Regions from separate parts of the Homo sapiens genome. Here region 2 is linked to region 1. The links are chromatin loops, found by intact Hi-C in ENCODE. Cell type or tissue: PC-3. All regions are shown on one strand. Each heading gives the region's core, and the rest is flanking DNA. Links, peaks and the distances in the headings are about the cores only.

Region 1 (10,327 bases), core at 981-8,980:
CTAACACAGGGGCTGACACATATATAAGTGCTCGATAAATATTTGTTCAATGAATTAACTCCAACTAGTACACGCTTTATAGATTATTACACTAGGATCTCAGTGTATAAACCTTGTAATTAGATATTCAAGCTCACAACGATTGAAGGAATGAAATTGAATTTTAAAGGTAAATGACTCGCAGTTCATAAACCCTGTGCTTCTGTTAGTCAGTGGCAGGTATGAGTGAATAATGGTCTGTCTGTCCTCAAACCTCAGTATAAAAGGAAATTGAATCCTGCCTCTTTATCTACTGTTTATCCTCGACACACCACCTGCAAGTGCTTGTTTTTGGTAGTAAAACTTCCTGCGTGGTCACGTTGTTCATTTTGATTTTTGATGCATTTACTAATGGAATTACTGGTTTGGAGACATAACCATAGGTAATTTATCTCTGAGGGTGCCTGCTTGGAAAAATAACTCTTGACTGTGTGTATGTTTAATGTAAAGACCATTAACACTTTTATCTCTAGGTTATTTTATTCAGATATTTCTCTGCACACAGAAGAGTCATACAAGAAAGCCCCCTAGTACTGTACAAGAAAACTGGAAGAACAGGTCAGAAGGAAAAACGTTTCTTTCACATATTCCACATTAAATTATATTCTCTAAACACATGTCAATGTGTTAAATTTAATGGAAGAATAGTAGTAGTTAGATTTTGAGAACAGTGTCATAATAGTCATAAAGCTGTCTATTTCAGGAGGAAAAAAATGGATTAGCAGTGACAATGTATAACTCTTTCTAGACGTTATCTTTAAACATAGAATCAAGGTACTAATGCTCGTGTTTATTGTATTAGCACAGTGAAGGCAGAGGGTACATTTCAGCTCTCAGCCGGTTTGATCTTCACAAATTCTAAGACTTTCCTTGTTTTTGGCGACAAGCAGTCATATTCTGAACTCGTTGCTGCCATTGCTTGAGGTCTCTTGCCTGGTCCTCCCCCCATGGCCAGCAGCCTGCCTGTTCCTTCACCTAAATCTTATTTGCAGGAGAGGCATCAGGGGGTGACAATGGCACCACCTAAAATCACCAACGAGCCACCTCTCCTCTCCCTGGCTCATGCGGGACCACTCCTGGCCTTTAGTCTGATTCCATGGCATAAATTCACTCATCATTCATTGAGTACTTATTAGGCACTGGAGATAAAAACACGAATAAGATGGGTGGGAAGACACATGAAGAAGACAGTGGAATATGTCCTAATGGTGCCCTCAAACTCCACCATGGCCACAAACACACTTAATCCTCACCCATCTTTACTCTTTATCCAGCCTCATCCATCTCTGGACAGTCTGGTTCAGGTTACTGGTGCTCGGCATATTCCCACCTTTGATCCAGCTCTTTCCCGGACTCCCATAATTCAATGGTGTGTTGAGCCATGTGAATTCCACCTGTGCTATTTCCCTCAACTGGCTCTCAGGACCACACATGCTGTGGCCAGCCAAATGAGAGCCCTCCTTGTTCCTTCCTCACACTAAAGCCTGACCAAGTCCAAGCTCCAGTTTAAGTTCCCTCTTTCAGAATGTTCTTCTGCTACTCCTTGTGTGTCTAAATACTAACCACTCTTCACCTCTGGCTAAAATATCTACCCCTCCAAGTAGCCTTTCTGGATAGCCCTTTTCATTCAACATCCTTTGATCTCCCCTCTGTATCAGGCAATGTTGCTCAGGGTTATGGCTATAGAGATGATGGATTTGGTTCTTGCTGTTAGGAAGCTGTCAGAGTCTTGTGGGTGAGGTGGACTAAGAGGCAGGTACAATCATGTGATAACCACCATGAGGTAGATGGTAGATAAGTGAAGCACCTCTCTCTACATTCAGATGGAGAGGTAATGCTTCCCCAGGGAGGTTTCCCTCAGTAGTCTGGAAGGGCCTAGAGGAGTTAGCCAGGAAAGAAAGGGATTCATGGCATTGCAAATAATGAAGAGCAGATACAAAAGGCAGAACATAAAATGATACGGCACCAAGGAACTGCAGGAGTTCAGTGTGCCAGAGGTGTTCAGTGATCCGAGATGGGATCAGCAAAGTAGCAGGTGAGACTAGAGAATCAGGTAAGAGTCAGGTAATGGAGGGCACTGCAGATCACAGCAGGAATTCTGACATTTATTCTGTGGGTGATCAACAGCCAGAAAAAATTCTTTTTTCCAGATCTGAGGACAGGGTGGAGAATGTGAAGAAGGGTAAGGATTAGATACAGAAGCACAGCCAGGAAGACTGGGCAATAATCCCAACAGCAAATGACAATGGCATGAACTGAGGTCGTGGTTTTCAGTGTGGTCCCCAGACCTGCAGCATCAGCATCACCCGAGACTTGTTAGAAATGCAAATTCTCAGGATCCGCCCCAGGCCTTCTGAATTAGAAGGAACTCTGGGGGAAGGGGTGCCAGCAGTCTGTGTTTTGCCAAGCCTTCCAAGGGATGCTAAGGCACAAAAGTGTGAGAACCACTGAAATAAGTCAATGTAAGTAAGACAGAAGGGGAGGTTCCGGGAGGGTTAAGGAGGTGACTACCTGCCAATGGAAGGGAGGCAGGGCAAGTGGCCAAGAGAGCTTCCTTCCCAGATTCCTGGCTAGGACAACCAAATACGTGATGGTATCCATTCATGGAGATGGGCAATGCTGGGGGAGGAAAAGATTTGGCTGCAGATAAGGGGGGAAATGGGCTTGGTTTTGAACATGACCTTCCATAGCAGTGCATCTGAAAATTCTTCAGGACATGCACTTTCTACATTACATTGTAGTTGAGTTTGTGCACGAGTCTGAGCTGAAATGTAAATTCTGTGAGGGTTGGGGGCAGGCTTTATCCCCTAGAAAGCCTACTCAAGGTACTTGGACAGAACATACACCCCACAAATATTTATGAAATGAAGCTATCATCTTTAGAAATCCTTTTTGGAGTCAAGAAATGTATAGTTAACTGAAGACAGAATTATCTAGCACTCAGGCTATGAATTTAGCCTTTCTGAGACAGACCCATATGTTCATTATCCTGGTGTCACATGGGGCAAACAGTCTTACCATTATAACATCCAGGACATAACACCATCAAACAGACTCCCATTTTCTGAGTGCACCAAGGTGCTCTTTATACATATGGTGTCATTTAATCCTCACAAGAACCCCATGAATAAGTAATATTATTATTATTATTATTATTATTATTATTATTATTATTTTGAGACAAAGTCTCTGCTGCCCAGGCTGGAGTGCAGTGGACAAGAAACCCACGGATAAGTATTATTATTATTATTATTATTATTATTATTATTATTATTATTTTGAGACGAAGTCTCACTCTGCTGCCCAGGCTGGAGTGCAGTGGCGCAATCTTGGCTCACTGCAACCTCCCCCTCCCAGGTTCAAGCGATTCTCCTGCCCCAGCCTCCCCAGTAGCTGGGATTATAGGCGCCTGCCACCACGCCCAGCTAATTTTTGTATTTTTAGTAGAGACAGGGTTTCACCATGTTGGTCAGGCTGGTCTTGAACTCCTGACCTCAGGTGATCCACCCGCCTTGGCCTGCCAAAGTGCTAGGATTACAGGTGTGAGCCACCGTGCCCAGCCATGGATAAGTATTATTATCCCTACTGTAGAGGTTAAGAAACTGAGGCACAAAAGGCTGCATTGGTTGCTTAAAGCCTTATCCACACAAGAGGTAAAGCCAGGATTGAAATCCAAGTCTTTCCAAACCCTAAATCCTGTTTTTTATTTACTGGCTGCAATCTATTCACCATTCCCACCGAGATTTGATCTATACATAACCTTTCAAAATGGAAGGAACAGATTGGTTAGCACAAAAGTCTGGAGAACAAAGAAGGTTTATGGAATATAAATTTTCTTCTTTTCTTGTGATGTGCTGAAAATTTGAAAGAAAGTTCTAACAGATGGAAAAGCATTATGAAATAATACAAAAATAAAAGCTTTAAAATGCCAGAGATAATACTTTTTAAAAGTTCTAGGTGGGAAAACTGAGTATATATCCTAACAAGAACAGAAAATTAATTTTAAATACTAAAAAAGATAACTATGTAATGAAAGATACCTAAAAGAAAAAAATCAGATCACAGCATATCAGTAAGTAATTCCTAATCTTTTGCTTTCAACCTGACTGGCTGGGATGGTGCAGCAGAAAACCTTTACCTGCAGTTCTACCAACACAGTCAGACTTTGCTCCTGACTTCTTGGCAAATATTTGTCAGCAGAGGCGGTATCTAACCCTACGTGGTTCATAAGTGAATTCTGTGTCACTCATGAACACCTAGACGTCTTACAATTTTGCAAAGCATTTTACAGAAAGGACATGTTTTTAACATATCAAAGCAAAATAAGGAGTAGCTCACAGGAAGAGCCTTGGCCCTTGAACCTCAGAGCCTGGGAAGATGGCTGGAGGCTCCGGTGACCCTTCCCTCTTCCCACAGTATGGGGTAGCCCTTGTAAGCAGGAGGCAGGATGGCCTGCGGGAAGCAGTCAGCGCAACACACGCCTGCAATGAAGAAGAAGTCCACCAGGGGGAGCAATGACATGATCAAGGCAAAGAGCCTGGGTCTCAATTACAGAGAAAATCTCATGGCTGCAACTGGAAGGAAAGGAAAAACTTATTTTATTTTTGCAGGCCTTGCTGCTTCTTCCTTGTTTTTCTTTTTTTTTTTTCCACCAAGTTTCTATTAGCGGACTCAGTTTCTGTGTGTAGGGCTCCAAGACTAGACGTCTGCAGGGCTGTGTGAACTAATCCCTGTGGCATGGAAAGGGACCAGGCTCCTCTCTTTGGTTTGACTCTAAGGTCCAGTTGGAGCACTCTCATGCCTGTGGACACTGTCCCCACTCCTATAAAGTCGGGAAGTTCTGACGGTCATTCTAAGCGAGGCTTTTCCAAAACATGTCAAGCCAGAGAAAGGTTCCTGGGATAAAGAGAGAGGCTCATGAGGAGACAACACTTCATAAATCTTCAGGGACGCATGGAGTCTTCAGGGGTTTGAGAGAGTCTCAGGTGACAGCGGGATTTTCCTAGCGTAGTAAAGGATTCACTTCAATAAAAGGAAAACTTTCTAATAATCAGAGGCTTTTGTGAAATCATTCCTTGCTAGGGCTGTGCGTGAGGACCTCTTCGGGAGTTTTTCCCCTGCAAAATACAAATAACTTTGGCTCTGCCTTTACAAGTTTAGCTCTGTATTTTGCAGTGGGACCTGAATACACATATTGTGAGAACGCTCCCCAGCAGATTTTGGTGCCTATCGTGATTAAGAACAATTTTTTATTAACCCATGTATGCCTAGTGTTCCATTATTGGAACGCTAAGCATGTGGGAGTTATTTACATCCTACTGCTCAAGGTCATTGCCAAGGTCTGATTGCAAAAATTTAAAAAAATTGCTACCTCAGGCATAAATGGAATAGCTTCCCACTGTCTACAGAAGAAAGTTCCAACTCCGAAGCCCAGCATTTAAAGTTCGGGATTTGACCCCCGTTTGCTTTCAAGTCTTATTCTCCCACATTATTCTTAATTTACACTATATTTTAATCAGATTCCTGTACACACTTATTCCTCCTTCTAACATGGGGCAATAATGCTTTCCTAACAATGTTGCCTCGAGGATTAGAAATAGGGTGCACTAATATCTAGTGGGCTGTCTGGGGTTTAATACGCACATTAATACTAGGTTCTCAATAAATATTCATCAAAGTGAATGAACAAAAAACAGAGAAATCTGCTGTAAAAATGAATGAGTGCACCTTTTTTTTTTTTTTTTTTTTTTTTTTTTTGGGATGGAGTCTCGCTCTGTCGCCCAGGCTAGAGTGCAGTGGCGCAATCTCGGCTCACTGCAAGCTCCACCTCCCAGGTTCAGGCCATTATCCTGCCTCAGCCTCCCAAGTAGTTGGGACTACAGGCACCCGCCACCACGCCCGGCTAATTTTTTGTATTTTGTTTAGTAGAGACAGGGTTTCACCATGTTAGCCAGGATGGTCTTGATCTCCTGACCTCGTGATCCGCCCGCCTCAGCCTCCCAAAGTGCTGAGATTACAGGTATGAGCCACCGCACCCGGCCTTTTTTTTTTTTTTTTTTTGAGATGGAGTCTTGCTCTGTCGCCCAGGCTGGAGTGCAGTCGTGCAACTTCGGCTCACTGCAACCTCTGCCTCCTGGGTTCAAGTGATTCTCTTCCCTCAGCCTCCTGAGTAGCTGGGATTACAGGCGTGCACCACCACGCCCATCTAATTTTTGTGTTTTTAGTAGAGACAGGGTTTCACCATGTTGGCCAGGCTGGTCTCGAACTCCTGACCTCAGGTGATCCACCGCCTCGGCCTCCCAGAGTGCTGGGATTACAGGCGTGAGCCACCATGCCTGGCCCACCTTCTTGATTAAACAGAGGCCCGATTAACCATGCCTTAGGGATCCCTGTAGCCTGTAGACTTTTACAAACTTAACATGATTTTTTTAGGTGAGTTGGGTTTTTTCCCCCTAAGTCTCACTGCTTTCTAGCCACCATTCAGACTTGAAACTTGCAGGGGGCAAGAGCAACAGGAGAGGGAAATTTAAAATATTGTAAGGAAATAGTGTTTTGATAAGGAAGCTAAAGCTATCTAGGGCACATGGGCATAGGATCTCTCTCTCCTCCACCCTTTATATAACTCTTCAAGGTTTTAATAATTTGAATAGCTGTTGGAGGGTCAGAACAGATGTTACGTTTATAGTGATATAGTAGCCTTTACTGTTACAACTGGTGGGAGGATGTGGACTTGCCTAGTATTTCACAGACAATGAACTGGAGTTCTGCAGAATGCAAATGAGTCACAAACACTCATTAAGACTCCCCTGAACAATGAAGACTGCAAAAACGCTAGGTGAAATCCAGTCAAACAGTTTGTTTGCAGTTTTGTTTTTAATTTTCGAAGTCTTCAAAATGCGAATAATCATCGTGAATTGATTCATTCGGGACAAGGCACGCAACATTTACCAAATTTATTGAACCATAATATTTTTTTTCTTTCAATGTCTTAGAGGACTAGGATTCTCAGGAACATACCTAGGGCAATGCTGGTATGATGATTTCGACAGAGCTTCTTAACCCTGGCTGCATCATAAAATCTCTTGTGACACTTCATTAAAGAAAAAGTTTTCTGGGCTCTACCCCAGAATCTCCAGGAGAAGGGCCACTGCAACTCTAGGTTTTAAAAGGCTCTGCTGAGATTCTGCTATCCAGCTAGAGGAGATAAACACTGCATGATGAGAATGGCTTTTGGATTAAGGAAGGCCTAGGTTCAAGGCCAAGAGCCACTGATAGTCATTACAATGTATTTGGAAAGTTACAATCTGATTGTCTTAGGTGTCTCACCCATAAAACAGGGAATCATACCCACTCAGTAGTATATTTTTAGGTCCAAAAAGTTCAATGAAACAATGAAGAAAAACAATGCAGGTTGTAGGTGCTGTATCCAACACGTAATCCTCAGTTTCAACAGAAATAGAAATAGTAAAATTATGTGCCTTCTCAATATGCTGGTAACTTTTGCTTTTCTTTAAAGAGAATGAAAGTAATTATGGATTCTCATAGTTGTAATACACCTGCAGCACTCTGACCTTTCTTGTATTTAGAGCAATGCTCAGAAAGATGGTGTCACCTCTTAACCAAAGATGGTTATGTGTTTTTTTGGCAATCACATGCCATGTCTTCTGGGGAAAAAAATTCCCTATTTTTCAAAGCTGTATATAATCTCCATTTTTCAAGAGATAATTTAAGCCAGCTTAAGACCTGAAATCTAGTTTTAGGGCATAAATGCAATGATGTCATCACAGGTTTGCATGATGAGCTGTGCGAAAGTCCAACACTTGCCCAGCAGCCATTGCCCATGCTCTGCTGTTGAGGTGATATTTCCCAAAATATGAACTTCAAAGGTATTTCTATTTTTATAAGGACAGATGTAGTGGGATTTTTATAGGCATTCTAACATTTGGTGTCTTCACACTCCCTTTCCTTTTTAATAATCCCTTCAGTGTCTTGTTCCATTTAATAGATTTAAAAAATTTAGCTCTGTGTGTGTGTGTGTGTGTGTGTGTGTGTGTGTGTGTGTATGATCACAACTACCCTCCAGAGAGCAATGCATGTGTGAATTTGACTGTGGCCCAGAGAGGTGCCTTTTTGTATGAATGAAATGGAATAGATAATCTGGTCTTAGAAATGGATAATATTCCAAAGTTCATTTGTAAGTCAGTAGTTTGAAACTTGGAGCACATTTTCTCATAAAAGAAATTCTCTACACGGTGGATAAAGTCCCAGGCCAGCCCACAAGAGCCTGTTTAAGTCATACTGCACCTGAAGTGGAATTGTTATTAACTCTAGAGGACAATGATTCTATGGGAACAAATTTTCAGAATTCTACCATTTATAGGTGAGAACAACTGACTACAATTTCCACTAGTCTTCTAAACCATTTCCCCCTTCATTCCTCTAATAAATTACCAAAAAAGGAGCTATTCATACCACAAATTATTTCTTGAATATATATTAAAATAATATTTTTTCTGTTTATGCACGTTGAAACTTTAATAAAAGCAATACAAGGACAAAAAAAGTGTTTCTCTAAATGTTGTTGAACTTCAAACTGGGTTTCTTGTCCTTTTATTTCCTGGCTTCTCTCTCTGCATGCCAGAGCCAGATGGCTGCGGAGAGGTAATAGTTACTGTTATTATGTTTGTTTTCACATTAAAATTATATATTTGTTTTTTCTACCTTATCTTTACCTTTGCCATGCGTTTTTAAAACTGCCTTACAATTTAATAGAAATCTGGAATAATGAAGTTATGAAATATATTCTAGGTCACTTTGACCACAGGAATCAGAAATGTTTCAACTACACAATACACAGATTATGCTAGAAGTTGTACAAATATATCACAGAATCACAGGGCTGGAAAGAATCTTAAAAGACTGTCTAGTCTCTTCTCTGGCTTCCAGACAAGCCAACCATTCCAAACAGATGAGAGCTAGCCTATATTTTAGAAGAGAAGGAAGACTTTGTCTTTAACCCTTTCTGGATCTAACAATCTATACATGGTTAGTAAATTGCTGTTAATTTTTATTCTAAATTATTCCATTCATAGTTACAAGTGTATTTTACTTTTTCATGTTTGCTCCTCATAGGAAACAAACTAGGTTGATCTCTATAAAATCCCAAGGCACATTTAAATACTGTACTTTGTGTTCTTTCTTCTAACAATTCCTGAACATCCCAATGTCTAATCCTTGAGTTACTTTTGTCCTGCTCTCTGCAGGTAGTTTGTTGTCTCTCCTGCAGTGGGAACTAAAATCTAGCAACTGTGTTTTATGAGGCATCTGGGAACTGAGTATGATGATATTATATTTAAGTGTAATCCCATAGATAAGCAGGCCATAAGAGTTAGATTCAAAAGAACACCAAATTTAATAATTATAATAAAATTGCAATAATGTATTTATTTATAATTCCTTTCTTTCAGGCAGTTAAAAAGGCATCACCAGCCTAATCACATTAGCTCTTCAATCAAGTAAGGTAATCAAAGAGAACCTGCCCCTACTGTATGTACAATCTTATACATAAAATGCAATATCCTTAAATGCCACCAAAGATCATTCTTTTCTTTGGAGACCCTAATATGGAACCTACAAGGTATAACCTTAAAATATTTTTTGCTGATTGGTAATGATTCTTTAACTATTCGTGCTGGTAATGGCTATTTAAACTTGATACTGAGTGATTTTTTAATGGAAGTTTGCAAAGGAGTGGGCAATTTGATCTCTGTATTATAAAAGACACAAAACATAGTGGCTTTAGAACAAGTATGGTTGGCTATGTTACTGTCTTAAAACAGTTCTACTTTCCCCCAAGATAAAATGGAAATACGCAATTGGTAAATTAAGAATGAGATTCCCTCTGTTTGTGAGGTTCTGAATGTTTCAAAGCTGGAGATTATGTCCAAAGAAAATGGACATGGATGGAAATTTATTTATTTATTTTTTTATTTACTTATTTATTATTTATTTATTGAGACAAAGTCTCGCTCTGTCTCCAGGCTGGAGTGCAGTGGTGCAATCTTGACTCACTGCAACCTCTGCCTTCTGGGTTCAAGTGATTCTCCTGCCTCCGCCTCCCGAATAGCTGGGACTACAGGCACGTGCCACCATGCCCAGCTAATTTTTTTGTATTTTTAGTAGAGACGCAGTTTCACCATGTTGGCCAGGATAGTCTCAATCCTGGCCTTGATCTCGATCCTCAGGCTCCCAAAGTGCTGGGATTACAGGCATGAGGAAATTTTTATAA
Region 2 (10,327 bases), core at 674-8,673, 91 kb after region 1:
ACGCAAATAAACTAGAAAATCTAGAAGAAATGGATAAATTCCTGGACACATACACCCTCCCCAAGACTAAACCAGGAAGAAGCTGAATCCCTGAATAGACCAATAACAGATTCAGAAATTGAGGCAATAATTAATAGCCTACCAACCAAAAAAAGTCCAGGACCAGACGAATTCACGTCTGAATTCTACCAGAGGTATAGAGAGGAGCTGGTACCATTCCTTCTGAAACTAGTCCAGTCAAGAGAAAAAGAGGGAATCCTCCCTAACTCATTTTATGAGGCCAGCATCATCCTGATACCAAAGCCGGGCAGAGACACAACAAAAACAGAGAATTTTAGACCAATATCCCTGATGAACATCAATGCAAAAATCCTCAATAAAATACTGGCAAACCAAATCCAACAGCACCTCAAAAAGCTTATCCACTATGATCAAGTGGGCTTCATCCCTGGGATGCAAGGCTGGTTCAACATATGCAAATCAATAAACGTAATCCAGCATATAAACAGAACCAATGACAAAAACCATGTGATTATCTCAATAGATGCAGAAAAGGCCTTCGACAAAATTCAACAGCCCTTCATGCTAAAAACTCTCAATAAACTAGGTATTGATGGAACATATCTGAAAATAATAAGAGCTATTTATGACAAACCCACAGCCAGTATCATACTGAATGGGCAAAAACTGGAAGCATTCCCTTTGAAAACTGGCACAAGACAGGGATGCCCTCTCTCACCACTCCTGTTCAACATAGTGTTGGAAGCTCTGGCCAGGGCAATCAGGCAGGAGAAAGAAATAAAGGGTATTCAATTAGGAAAAGAGGAAGTCAAATTGTCCCTGTTTGCAGATGACATGACTGTATATTTAGAAAACCCCATCATCTCAGCCCAAAATCTCCTTAAGCTGATAAGCAACTTCAGCGAAGTCTCAGGATACAAAATCAATGTGCAAAAATCACAAGCATTCCTATACACCAATAACAGACAAACAGAGAGCCAAATCATGAGTGAACTCCCATTCACAATTGCTTCAAAGAGAATAAAATACCTAGGAATCCAACGTACAAGTGATGTGAAGGACATCTTCAAAGAGAACTACAAACCACTGCTCAAAGAAATAAAAGAGGACACAAACAAATGGAAGAACATTCCATGCTCATGGATAGGAAGAATCAATATCGTGAAAATGGCCATACTGCCCAAGGTAATTTGTAGATTCAATGCCATCCCCATTAAGCTACCAATGACTTTCTTCACAGAATTGGAAAAAAACTACTTTAAAGTTCATGTGGAACCAAAAAAGAGCCTGCATTGCCAAGACAATCCTAAGCCAAAAGAACAAAGCTGGAGGCATCATTCTACCTGACTTCAAACTAAATGACAAGGCTACAGTAACCAAAACAGCACGGTACTGGTACCAAAACAGAGATATAGATCAATGGAACAGAACAGAGCCCTCAGAAATAATACCACACATCTACAACCATCTGATCTTTGACAAACCTGACAAAAACCAGCAATGGGGAAAGGATTCCCTATTTAATAAATGGTGCTGGGAAAACTGGCTGGCCATATGTAGAAAGCTGAAACTGGATCCCTTCCTTACACCTTATACAAAAATTAATTCGAGATGGATTAAAGACTTAAATGTTAGACCTAAAACCATAAAAACCCTAGAAGAAAACCTAGGCAATACCATTCAGGACCTAGGCATGGGCAAGGACTTCATGACTAAAACACCAAAAGCAATGGCAACAAAAGCCAAAATTGACAAATGGGATCTAATTAAACTAAAGAGCTTCTGCACAGCAAAAGAAACTACCATCAGAGTGAACAGGCAACCTACAGAATGGGAGAAAATTTTTACAATCTACCCATCTGACAAAGGGCTAATATCCAGAATCTACAAAGAACTCAAACAAATTTCCAAGAAAAAAATCAAACAACCCCATCAAAAAGTGGGCAAAGGATATGAACAGACACTTCTCAAAAGAAGACATTTATGCAGCCAACAGACACATGAAAATATCCTCATCATCACTGGCCATCAGAGAAATGCAAATCAAAACCACAATGAGATACCATCTCACACCAGTTAGAATGGTAAAAAGTCAGGAAACAACAGGTGCTGAAGAGGATGTGGAGAAATAGGAACACTTTTACACTGTTGGTAGGACTGTAAACTAGTTCAACCATTGTGGAAGACAGTGTGGAGATTCCTCAAGGATCTAGAACTAGAAATACCATTTGACCAAGCCATCCCATTACTGGGTATATACCCAAAGGATTATAAATCATGCTGCTATAAAGACACATGCACACGTATGTTTATTGCGGCACTATTCACAACAGCAAAGACTTGGAACCAACCCAAATGTCCATCAATGATAGGCTGGATTAAAAAAATGTGGCACATATACACCATGGAATACTATGCAGCCATAAAAAAAGGATGAGTTCACGTCCTTTGTAGAGACATGGATGAAGCTGGAAACGATCATTCTGAGCAAACTGTTGCAAGGACAGAAAACCAAACACCACATGTTCTCACTCATAGGTGGGAACTGAACAATGAGAACACATGGACACAGGGTGGGGAACATCACACGCCCGGGCCTGTTGTGGGGTGGGGCAAGGGGGGAGGGATAGCATTAGGAGATATACCTAATGTAAATGACGAGTTAATGGGTGCAGCGCACCAATATAGCACATGAATACATATGTAACAAACCTGCACATTGTGCACATGTACCCTAGAACTTAAAGTATAATTAAAAAAAAAAAAAGAAAGATGCAAATGTTGTTCCTGGGTATGTCTGTGAGGGTGTTGCCATTTGAGTCAGTGGACTGGAGAGGCAGACCCACCCTCTATCTGGGTGGGCACCATCAAATCAGCTTTCTCCATCTTTCTCCCATGCTGAATACTTCCTGCCCTCGAACATCAGACCCAAGTTCTTCAGCTTTTGGACTCTTGTTACATCAGTGATTTTCCAGGGGCTCTCAGGCCTTTGGCCACAGACTGAAGGCTGTACTGTAGGCTTCCTTACTTCTGAGGTTTTGGGACTTGGATTGGCTTCCCTGTTCCTCAGCTTGCAGATGGCCTGCTGTGGCACTTCACCTTGTGATCGTGTGAGTCAATACTCCTTAATAAACTCCCTTCATATATACATCTAGCCTATTAGTTCTGTGCCTCTACAGAACACTGACTAATAAAAAATGCTTTCACAGTCTTAGAAGGCATTGTGTATGTTTGCATTACACAATATATTCTATAATGTTGCTACAAGTAAACATACTCTTTGCATTCAACACATACTTGGGTTTTTTTTCATTTTCGCCCAAGTGTTGTTTTTTGCCTAATGAAGATTCCTATTCACTGACAGGAGAAACCACTATCCTGTGGTTTCTCAACCACTAGCCACCCAGACCTGGATCAGACAGAAAAAATAAACAGAGGTGGAGAAGCACTTGCTATGCTTCTTCCTCCTCAAACATCTGGGAATTTTTTTTTTTTTTTTTTGAGATGGAGACTCACTCTGTCTCCCAGGCTGGAGTGCAGTGGCATGATCTCAGCTCACTGCAACATCTGCCTCACATCTGGGAAATTTCATAAGGGGTAAGAGCACTTCAAGACCACCTGGAATCTTCACCATGAATAAGCTCTACAATATCGGTCAAGCCACTCAGCTTTTCTGAGTCTCTTTTCCTCATATGCAGAATTGGAGTTAAGATGACTATAACCGAGTATCTAATGTCATGGTGCAAATACAGTCTGTGCTCTAAGTTCTGCCCTTGGTAAGTTAGATATACTTACCCAGTTGTGTTAATTGACTGTGCATTCACGGGAAGGAGTAGATACAATGTTGGCAGAACTTACGGTGGGCGTAATACATTCGCTGTGCCTTAAAGGATGGCTATGACTCAACTCAGTTGTGATAAAAGGAATATACATTTACAGTGGGAAACCGTATAGTCATGAGAATGACAGGCAGAATCAGCTTGGTGTGTATGTGTGTGCTTAGGGGGCTCTGACCGTGAGAGTAGCTGTGGCTCTCCTTAGAGCATCCCTACAATTTGTTGCAGAGCTTGTGGTGAAAATTCACAGTTGAAGCCAAGTTCTGTTCACTGAATGTGTTTAACAATTTCAAGATGTTGTTAATTGACTTCCTCATAAAAATGATGAAAAGCCCAAAAAATTCTAAGATGACATACTACTACACCTACATTCATTCCCTCCTTTAAATTATATATAATAGGCATATAGTTTATATATTATGTATATATAAGTAATATATGTAATAATATATGTAATTTATTATATAATGTAATATATATATCACAAAGCTCTCATTGCCAGTATTAAGTAATTCAGCTATAATAAATTATTTATTCTAAAATGTTATCTCTGATTTTCCTCCTCAAAAAAGGAGGAAAAAAGAGAAAGTCAGGGATTCAACCACAGTAACAGTTTAGATCCCAATTCTCCATAAGCTTTGGTATGAAGACCAACCTGAAATGTAACTTAGGGCAAGTTTACACCTGTCATTTTTCTATTCTAGTCAGTTCAAAGGCAGCCTTCCTGACCAAGGCAAATAACTCACGCATAAACACGTGATTTACCCAGATCATCTCTGACATCCCACAAGAGATTATGTGGGAAAGCCCGCCCCGCAACCCTAGTCCCATCTCTTCAAGAGGTAGCTACCGCCTAGTCACTGGCCTTTATTGACTAAGGGAAAAGCCCCCATGCAGGACATGCTAGGTTGGTGGCACCTCTGCCCATACACTATCACCTGTGGCTGTCTCCGATGAATAGGACTTAGTAGATGCGTACTTTGATATATAACATTTTATTGCACTACGTTATGCTGATGGATGTGGCTCTGGTTTTATTTGTTTAGCATGAATCATCTTTGTGAACGTTTCCCCTATTTACCTTACATAATATTAATCAAAACATATTTTTCGGCTGGCCACAGTGGCTCACTCCTGTAATCCCAGCACTTTGGGAGGCCGAGGCAGGTGGATCACGAGGTCAGGAGTTCAAGGCCAGCCTGGTCAAGATGGTGAAACCCCATCTCTACTAAAAACTACAAAAATTAGCCGGGTATGGTGACACGCACCTGTAATCCCAGCTACTTGGGAGGCTGAGGTGGGAGAATCGCTTGAACCCAGGAGGTGGAGGTTGTAGTGAGCCAAGATCGCGTTACTGCACTCCAGCCTGGGTGACAGAGTGAAACTCCGTCTCAAAACGAAACAAAACAAAACAAAACCCCATATTTTTCAGCTGTAAGCAATTTGACTAGGTTGTAAAAAGTTAGAATTGATCACCAACATACAAAGGAGGAAATGTGTCATCTATCAATTGACTTTTTTGTCAGGTCCAGGTGCTGCCCTAGTTCCTGCCAGCTCAAGTGTGTATAATTTACACAACACAAACTGTATTGCCCAGCATCTGCAGTGGTACCCGTGGCCAACTCCAGGATACATGTCTTGCTCAGCTTTCTAGTGAATCTCATCGTAAGGGTCTCCTTTTTCTCCCGAAGTATTAATATTATGAACATTAGTGAGCAAAACTCAGGTGAAAAAATGCAGATTTCTACCTGTGTGCAAGTGCATGGAAAGATGAAACTGCCTTCTGCCAAAACCACTTCCAGAAACTCATCCCCACCTTCCTTGGATCCTTTTTTACTCTGATTGGAAACTACCATTTAATTTTCTTAGTTATCTGGCTTTCAGCCTCCAAATAAGTCCTCCCTGGGAACAGTGACCTTCCCAGCAGAGAGCTTGTTCCTTCTCTCCCGTCTGTTCCCACTGGCCTTCCTCACCTGGCTTTCACCAGAAGTGGGTATTTCTTTACCTAAGACAGCCCACTACCTGCTTTCTGTGAGTGAATCCTCCCCTGGTGAGAAAGGGCAGTGATCTGAGAACAAAAGGAAATTGTTAGAGCACTATGAGAGGAGATAACAAATCCCCGGCGAGGCAAGTAGGCTGCAAAGCAATGACTGTTTGAAGCACACTGGGTAAAAACCAGGAAAGACCCTGATACGGTTTGGCTGTGTCCCCATCAAATCTCATCTTGAATAGTAACTCCCACAGGTCCCACGTGTCAAGGGAGAGAGACCCAGTGGGAGGTAAATGAATCATGGGGGCGGGTCTTTCTCGTGCTGTTCTCGTGATAGTGAATACGTCTCGCGAGATCTGATGGTTTTAAAAAGCCTGTACAAGCTCTCTCTCTTTGCTTGCTGGCATCCACTTAAGACGTGACTTGATCCTCCTTGCCTTCCACCATAATTGTGAGGCCTCCCCAGCCACGTGGAACCCGACGTCCATTAAACCTCTTTCTTTTGTAAATTGCCCCGTCTCGGGTATGTCTTTATCAGTAGTGTGAAAATGGACTAACACAGACCCCTAGCGAATAATTAACATCGGAATAATTAATATCCACTACAATGCAAAAATATTTCAGCAACAGAGGCTTCTAAAATGTTTTCCTACCTTTAATTTCTACCCTCTTGACCCAAGTTTTGTGTATTACACCATGATCTCACCCCATCCATATGTGAACTTCAATTCATCAGGAAATAGAAGCTCAGCCCTCCCCCAGCTATCCTTGCTCCTTCCCCCACCTGATATTTTTATTCCAAGGCAATACTTTCTAGAGTTTTCCAACACTGACTTCTACCAAAGCATGGTAATATTAAAATTAAGATTTGTTCCATAATGAATCACCTTTTCCTAAAATGAAAAACTAGGACTGTGTTTCTGTAGACAGTATACTGTAATGCTGAGAATGTAAGTAAATATGAAGAAAAGCACATTTAGACAAAATTAAATTTTCAGTTCTATAAAAGGAGAAGACAAAGAGTAGTTAAGATCTTCTGTGGGGAAAACAGAATAGCCTTTCCGGAAGTATGTAATTTATCATCTTGAAATAGATTGGGCAAGTTCCAACACAGCCACACATTCAGAATCATGTCCACATTCTGTGTGCTCACAATGAACAAGTCCACGCCCCAATTCCAAGATCCTACAGCGTGGGCTCAGCGGTACAGGGACAGGTGTGCAGCTCCAGGACAGACGGTAGCAGAGGAGCTGTATTTGGCAATGCTCACTGCAATGTTTCTAAGTCATATTTTTATAGCTGAATCAAAGTGATTTTATTCTGAAGACCCACAGGCTTGCTTTTTTATTTAAAAAAACCTTTTTGTTTGTTTTTCTGTCAACTACCCGACACTAGCTATCAGACTTCATCATGTGTGATATCTGTTAGGGAAGAAAGAAAGAACTTTGTTATATGATGCAAAAGGTTGCACATTTTTGTCCTTATGTATCTGGAGGACTGGAAATCTAAAATATCACCCCAGTATTTTGGGTATGCAGGGGGTAGGGAAGTGGCTCTGGGAGCAGAAAGTGTTACTTGGAGTACAGGAGTCCCCTGTTGAAGAACAAATGGCTTTAAGAAAAACAAACAACCCCATTAAAAAGTGGACAAAGGACATGAACAGACACTTCTCAAAAGAAGACATACATGCGGCCAACCAAACATATGAAAAAAAGTTCAACATCACTGATCATTAGAGAAATACAAATCAAAACCACAATAAGATACCATCTCATATCAGTCAGAATCATGATTATTAAAAACTCAAGAAAGAACAGATGCCGGTGAGGTTGCAGAGAAACAGGAACGCTTTTACACTGTTGGTGGGAATGTAAATTAGTTCAACCATTGTGGAAGACGGTGTGACAATTCCTCAGAGACCTAGAACCAGAAATACCATTTGACCCAGCGATCCCTTTACTGGGTATACACCCAAAGGAATATAAGTCATTCTATTATAAAGATATCTGTATATGTATATTCATGGCAGCACTATTCACAATAGCAAAGACATGGAATCAACCCAAATGCCCATCAATGACAGACGACAGACTGGATAAAGAAAATGTGGTACATATACACCATGGAATACTATGCAGCCATAAAAAGGAACAAGATCATGTCCTTTGCAGGGACATGGATGAAGCTGGAAGCCATTATCCTCAGCAAAGTAACACAGGCACAGAAAACCAAACACCACATGTTCTCACTTATAAGTGGAGCTGAACAGTGAGAACACGTGGACACAGGGAGGGGAATACACACACAGGGGCCTGTTGGGGGAGGGAGGGAGAGCATCAGGAAAAATAGCTGATGCATGTGGGGCTTAATACCTACGTGATGGGTTGATAGGTGCAGCAAACCACCACGGCACACGTTTACCTATGTAACAAACCTGTATGTCCTGCACATGTACCCCAGAATTTTAAAAGAAAAGAAAAGAAGACAAGTGTCCTCATTCATTCAACAGGTATTTACTAAAGTCATGTGACAGGCACTGTCCTCGGTGCTGGGCATAACACATGGGGGTTGGGGGGTTCTGACCCTCACAGACCTTACAAGTCTGGGGAGGTTTGGAGATAGGAAAGCAGTGGGCAGCTAGGGAAGCCCAGTGGAGGAATAACCAACTCAGGCTCAGGGCGGTCAGCAAAGGATTCCCGGGGAAGATGCTACCTGAGCTTCAATAAAAAAGATAAATAGGAATTAAGTGATAAAGGTGGGGATTGGCAAGAGAGAAAGACATTCCAGGCCAAGTGAACAGTTCACTAGGCAGCTCCTACCCTACATGCCCTCAAAGCAATCTCCTATGCTCCAGATCTCTGAGGATTATGATATTTCTCCATACAAATGGATAAAGTAAAAACAGACTTGGCTTACATGGTAAGAGACTGTAATATATATTTCAGTAAAATCTCCAGATTGAAAATCAGTAAGTCTGAGAACAGGAGCCTCAATGGAACATGAACAGGCCTAGGCTCTTTTCCTGAACTATAATCGTTTAAACACACATCCAGATCCAGGGCACGCAGCACGGGCCTTGGCAGCAGGAGGGCAAATAAGAGATTAGCATTTAGCCAAACGCAACATATGTTTCGGATAGATTCAGTGTAATTTGTCTATTTACAGTGACTGTCTTTTTCCCAGAGGAAAAATCAGTGGGCTCTGTCCATGTTTGTTTCTAAACATTTTAAACACAAAATGTTCCCGACTCTGCTTTGCTTGAGGTCCTTTCTTAATGACAACACTGGCATCAGTCACAGATTCACAACCATGGGTGCAGGTAAAAACGCCTTTTCTGGACAGAGATGAAAGAGCATGATTGCTGGTTTGCTTAATCCCTTTTGCTGCTAATTAAATCAGTACCCAGACATCATCCTCGGATTCCTTGCATCTGGTTTGAACAAAGGTAAGAAGTCATGGTTTGAAACCTTTCCCAGCCACATGCAGTGTGGGCCTCACTCACTCGGCCTCATCAGGGGCAGCCCCTCAGTTGGCAGCCACCGTAAACATGCAGTCAACACCAGCCACTTCTGTTTCGGCACTTGCCCTCTAAGTTGTCGGAGCAGTGAGCTGGAGGGCTCCCCTCGGCTTTAGTGACTCCCTCGTCCCAATGTACACATAAAGTCTGCAAAGGTTCAGGAAAAATTGCACGAACCCAGATGTTCTGATCATTCTATTCCCAGCCGTCACCTCACCACAGGAAAGCCCAGTCACAACATTCTTCTTATTTCTATGGGCTAAAATGGTGATTTACACCAGCATTGATTGACCATAAAGGTCGCCTGGCTGAGCAGAAAAGTTTGCCAACAGTCTGCTTAGCATAGTTAAATTCTCAAACAGTTGTATCTGTATGCATAGAGATATACATTATATGTATATATGCATAGAGATTTGCATGAAAAGGTATTTAAAATGCTAATGGTCCCTTTTTAGTAAATAAAGCAGTATCTGTGAGTGGCTGGATTTCCAGGAATTTTCTACCTTGGTTTTTCTAGTTCAAGATTTGCATTTTTTTCTTTATAATTTTTTGTGATGTCCAAATTGCTTTTATACTGGTAACATTTCATTTTATCATCAGTAAAAACTATAAGTAAATGTGTACGTATATATATGTGTGTGTATACAAATATATTATACATACTTCTTAAAGTAAATCCAGCTGGCTAATCTGTCCCGAGGCTACATGTCAGGGATGAGGGATGCTAAAAGTCCATGACAATAGCCATTTGTTGCTCAAAATGTCCAGGAGCAGGAGCGAGCCTGGCTACCAGGGTCCACAAAGACTGGCTGAGCCTTCCTCTGCCCCTACTGACACCACCTCCAAACAAGAGCAGGAAGCCCTGAGCCATCAGCTTCACAAGGGTGAGTTCTGGAATGGCACAGATGCCATTTAAAGCCCATTCTGAATGATATGGGGAGTTTCAAAGGCAGAGCCTAGGGG

What was found. Hi-C counts contacts between places; a loop is a spot of excess contacts. Peaks named below come from ENCODE experiments on the same cell type or tissue, not always from the same donor. Only the 100,000 strongest peaks of a DNase experiment are listed, where the experiment ranks them.
Region 2: a loop joins it to region 1, with 2.5 times the contacts of the local background. A loop is called at or near these places in 3 of 110 quality-filtered maps.

The regions. Positions count from the first base shown.
Region 1 is chr6:148,942,283-148,952,609 of GRCh38, reverse strand. The region is part of intron 3 of UST (uronyl 2-sulfotransferase); the gene reads right to left. Among named protein-coding and RNA genes, the nearest start is that of UST-AS1, 17 kb to the left of the region's middle. In PC-3, for the core only: CTCF peaks have their summits at 4,323 and 4,525 (motif pointing right); a DNase peak (open chromatin) is centred at 4,529.
Region 2 is chr6:148,850,958-148,861,284 of GRCh38, reverse strand. All of the region lies in intron 1 of UST (uronyl 2-sulfotransferase), which reads right to left. Among named protein-coding and RNA genes, the nearest start is that of UST-AS1, 110 kb to the left of the region's middle. In PC-3, for the core only: no CTCF peak of the experiment used is centred there; DNase peaks (open chromatin) are centred at 3,284 and 4,834; H3K27ac peaks cover 867 bases.